Linked DNA regions of Mus musculus: region 1 is linked to region 2. Evidence: chromatin loops called from intact Hi-C (ENCODE). Cell type or tissue: left cerebral cortex. All regions are shown on one strand.

The links. Hi-C counts contacts between places; a loop is a spot of excess contacts. Peaks named below come from ENCODE experiments on the same cell type or tissue, not always from the same donor. Only the 100,000 strongest peaks of a DNase experiment are listed, where the experiment ranks them.
Region 1: it touches region 2 in a loop (2.2-fold over the local background); 3 of 42 quality-filtered maps call a loop at or near these places.

The regions. Positions count from the first base shown.
Region 1 is chr17:30,104,528-30,107,027 of GRCm38, reverse strand. All of the region lies in intron 2 of Zfand3 (zinc finger, AN1-type domain 3), which reads right to left. Among named protein-coding and RNA genes, the nearest start is that of Zfand3, 100 kb to the right of the region's middle. In left cerebral cortex, a CTCF peak has its summit at 1,477 (motif pointing right); no DNase peak of the experiment used is centred here.
Region 2 is chr17:30,002,925-30,005,424 of GRCm38, reverse strand. Zfand3 (zinc finger, AN1-type domain 3) reads right to left here and starts at 386. Exons shown (of 6, transcript NM_001356265.1): 1 at 117-386. The coding sequence starts at 187. In left cerebral cortex, no CTCF peak of the experiment used is centred here; DNase peaks (open chromatin) are centred at 422, 793 and 1,017; H3K4me3 peaks cover 1,732 bases; H3K27ac peaks cover 1,794 bases.

The sequences.
Region 1 (2,500 bases), 100 kb before region 2:
TCAAGACCTGCATTTTAATGTCTGCTCATACCTATCTCTTATATTAAGCATCCATGGATGGGCAGCCACAAATAGCATGATTTTACATGTTTCTAAACTATGACACATTACATACCCATCATTCAGATACGTTTCAGCCATGTTTCTGAAATGGAGTTCATTTATTCCCAACTTTTTCATTAATAAAAGTCCTACTTCCATGAATACTCTTACACTGGTCTTATGTGTGTGAGCATTTCTGAGGTATGCAGTTAGAAACACTAGGCCAAACAAAACCAGTGTTCCCTTACCAAACCCTATCACACTGCTCATGGGAGGACTCATCAATTCTCACCCTAGCAGCAGAGCCCACTCAGTTCTGCTACTACCAGACAGTTTAACTTCTGTCAATATAACAGTGTGACATTATCAAAGTTCTGTTTCAGCTCACATTTCCGTGATTAGTAATGAGGCTAGGCACGTTTTCATAAGTGTTTAATTAATAGGTGCTTCGTTTAAAACAGAAACTATACAGCTAACTAAGCATCTAAGGTACCAAAGTAATATTAAATGGATTAGGATGGACTTCTCCACATTCCTACAGACATCAAAGTTAAGTTCATATTGTCAGTCTTGGTCTAGTCACTATATTGATAAAAAGAAGATTAAATCAAATAATGTATGGTACTTGCCAACTAAGCAATGCAATTTTAAAAATATCCAAGCTCTTCTACCGAAGTCATTCATGTTAATATATGAACAAGTCAAAGAAACAAAGAAATAACATCAGCCAGACGATAAACAACCGCCCCCGAGGCAGGCAGAGCTCCTAATACACTGTTTCAAGAAAGTGCTTAGATGCTTTCTGTAAACACTGAAACAGCAAAGGCAGGAAGGAGGCAACACTATATAGTAGAGAGCATTAAGTACTGTATTTAAGAAGGTTTGAAATAGAAACGCAGAATCCGTTTACACTAAGGCTCACTGGGCGATGAGCAGTCCACCAGAAGGTTATGTCTGAGACATTCATTAAAGGAGAAGAGCGTCAGTGAGCCAGACAGAGGAAAAGCGTGTTAATACATGGAAAATGGCAGGCCACAGAAATGTAGAGAATAACTACTACTCTCTGAAAACACCAGCGGGGTTGGATGAACGTAATGCACATAGGTCCATGCAATCCAAAGTATGTAATCCATACTTTAAGGATTATGTGTAATGTGTTTAACAGTGCCCAATACATACTGGCAAACACTATATGAGCTTGCTTGCACCTTATTTTTCTGTCTCAAGAAATACAAAGTTTAATTGAATAAAATTTTAAAATCTGCGAAAGTAGAAGTGAAATAACCATCAACCAAGGTAAGAGAAGCAGACATTCTAGGACTCTCACTCTGCCTCCATCCCTGCCACTCTAGGGTCTGGACTCTAGTACAGAGTAACTTCATCTCCCTCCCCAGTGACAGGTGACGTGGAATATGGCCCCATGGCCACTAGAGGGTGGCCAAGTCTCTTGCATCCATCACACCCCTTACTTTGTTTCAAGGGTCTTTAACTTTCAGGTTAAAGATTTTTGGATCCTAAAATTCATTATGTAAAGATTAAAAATCACTATTAAAACAAAATGAGAGATTTCTTCGGAGCAAAAAGCATATCAGAATATTAAATCTGGCTGTTTTAGTGTTTTACCAAATTCTTCCATCCAAGTCTTGAAAGATGAACTTTCGATAGGGATGGGCATGCTTGGGCTGCAAGCAGCAACACCAAGCCCTAAGCTCCACTGCCCAAATACAGTGCAGGTGGAAGTTAAGGCTGCTGGATGCGGACTACTACAGAATGTACCTCCAAGTGCTAGACACAAATGTCAAACTTTATGATCTTGTCTTCCACATTTTAAAATCTTATACTTTCACCAAAAATCGGAATGACTTATGATATACAACTATGTATTTTTTTAACTGAGAAAAATTGGTTAAATTTACTTTTGAACAAGAGTGACATGAAGGTCTATTCCACATAATCCCAAACCATTATTTACAGTACTGTGGTGCTTTGAATAGGTATGGCCCCCATAAGTGGATGTATTGAATTCTTGGCCCAATAGTAGCACTATTAGGAGGTGTGGCCTTGTTGGAGGAAGTGCGTCACTGAGGAGGCTTTGAGGTCTCCTATTCTCAAGCTGTGCCTAGTGTGGCGCACAGTCTCCTTCTGCTGCCTGTGGATTGAGACGTAGAACTCTCAGCTCCTCCTGCACCATGCCTGCCTGGATGCTGCCATGTTCCTGCCAAGAAGATAATGGACTGAACTTCTGAACCTATAAGGCAGCCCCAATTAAATGTTTTCCTGTTAGAGTTGCCTTGGTCATGGTGTCTCTTCACATCAATAAAACCCTAAAACAAGTATCTACTTACATTTTAATTACATATTTATGGACATGAAAAAGATTATTGATATAAAAATGATTGTTTTACTGACTGTGAAAAAGAAAATAATGTTCAGATTATTTTTAATTCATAAAACAAAA
Region 2 (2,500 bases):
CCCGCCCGCTCCCCCGAGGCCCGGCTTCCGCGGCCCAGCTTCCCGGGGCTCTGGCCTCCCTCGGGTCCCCACCGCCACCCCGAGGCCCGAGCCCGCGCCCCTGCCCCCACACTTACCCCCAGAAGCCGCAGGGACAGCGAGGCGGCAGGCTGGGCGCTTTGCTGCGCTCGCTCCCGGCGTCTCCCATGGTGCTCGGCGGCGGCGGCGGCGGAGCTCGGAGGCGACGGCGGCTGGGCCTGAGCCCCCCTCGGAGGAAGCGGAGGCGGCGGCGGCAGCGGCGGGGGGCGCGGGGCGGGGGGAGGGGGAGGGAGCGGGCGCGCAGGCGGGCGCGAGTCCGGAGCTCCGAGCCGGGATTCCAGGCGGGTCAGCTGGAGGCGGGCCGCACCACTCGGCCTGCGGAGGGGGGGGGCGCGGCGAGGAGAGGGAGGGGAGCTGCGGAGGAGGGGCTGGGCCGTGCGAGCCGGGGAGATCTGGCGGCCTTGGCGGCTCTCTCCGCCGCCCCCCAGCCACGGCGCTGTCCCGTGCGGCGGCGCTGGCGGGTCCGGGGCTGGGTGGGGAGGAACCCGTAGCCCCCGCCGGCAGTGGAGTCGCAGCGGCCGGCTGTGACGCCCCGGGCCCCCGCTCGCTCCGTAATCCCCTCCCCCGCCCCGTAGACTGCGCTGACCGGACAATGGCCGCTCCGCCCCCTCCCCGAGGCGGACACCCCTCCCGAGGCGGCGCGATGGTCTCGCCCGGGGGAGCCACCGCCGCCGCCGGAGCCCGACGGATCAGCTGGGATCCGGGCGTGCCACTTTGTTCAGAGCCTCGGAGGCTGGGCGGTGCGTGCTCCTCCCGAGTTCCTCGTGCGAGCCGCCTCTCAGCCCTCCATCTTCCCAGGACTTTTACGAGAGCTAGCCTGCGCTCCTGGCTGAGGAAGGAGAGCGGGTTTCAGAGTCCTGTGGGGGAGCTTTGCCTCCACCCCCCAGCTGAGACAAATGGTACGCCCCAAGCGGGCCGGGGGCCCAATTAGTTGTTTGGGGTGACTTGGGTCGGTCCCAGAGCGGCGGCGCATGCGCCTGGAGACCTGGTAGTCTGTCCAGAGCTGGGTGGAGCGTTTCCAAACCCGGAAGTTGCCTAGGTGTCCTGCGTTCACCGCTGGCCGTCTGGGTCTTCAAGGCCACTGTTCTCGCGCCCCTGATGAGTGCCGCGAAGCGTTCCTCCCCAAACTGCCAGCCGCCGGAGAATCTCGCTTCCCATTTCCCCTACTCCCAACCCACTCAGACAGTTCCCCCGGAAAAGTGGCCTCCGTCCTGCCATAAATGAATTTCAGGAACATCTCTAGATAGCAAGTCGTGGGGCAGAAGGAACTTGCCCAAGTGTTTCACCCCTCTGATGTCCTCAGTTGGAGTACCCCAGGTCCACTCCCACTATCTTGATTTGGAAAACCTCCCTGGGGTAAATATGGTTGGTTTGGGGGAGAAGATTTAACTTGATCCCTACTGGACATTAATAAGTGGCCAAACTTGAGCCGTTGAAAGAATTCTTTAATATTCCTTACCACAGTCCTAAATTCTTTCTGTTCTCCAGTCAGCGGTGACCAGAATAGTCCACTAGCGATCACTAATTTGAACACAAAAGAAACGTCCACCAGAACTCTTGGAGAAGTGACCTGACCTTAAGGGGTTTGGAGCCAACTTAAAAGTCCAGAACTTACGGGAAGGCTACCATGTACCCTCTCAACTCCAAGGGAACCCAGCCCCAGAGAATATTACTTAGACTAACTTTATTACCAAATAGTACTTTTCCTTTCCTTTATATCAGTTTGGGCATTCTCTGAGTTTGTTTCCGCTGACATCCATTCTCATGGCCTCTAAATACCTAAAAACCAGGAATTACACTGAGTTTAGAATCCTTGCAACAGTACAACTGAGGGAAGACAATGATCACAAAACTTTAACGCCACAGTGTTTAATTCTGATTTTGTGAACATTCACGCGCCTTCAATAGAACAACTGTCAAAAGTGCATAGGAGCTGGGTGGGCATAATGGTACGTGCCTTTAGTCACAGCCATCCTGAGGCAGAGGCTGGCAGGTTTTTGTGAATTTGAGGACAACGTGCTCTACATCATGAGCTCCAAAATAGCCAGGACTCCATAGACATACCAAGACTGGGGGGGGGGGGAGGAATGAATAAACATATACAGCATTCCTCATTCTCATGCTACCCTCAAATCTTCTCTCCAACTCATGGAATTGCCACATAAAAAGAGGCAGCCTTTAAATCTAACAGGAAGATGAAGTCCCCTGCCCCACTCGCATCTCTCTGTATTGGCTTCTTGATGATTGTCTTTTCTGTAGAAGAGAAAACCCAAAGGAAAGCTGGGTGTGAGTGTACTTGTTGCCCAACAAACAAACCACTCACCTGTCTGCCTGCCACTAATTCAGCAAGCATTTCTTGAATACCCAAGATGTCTAATCCCTCTAGAGACAAGAATGGTTCATACAAAGAGGCTTCCCAGCA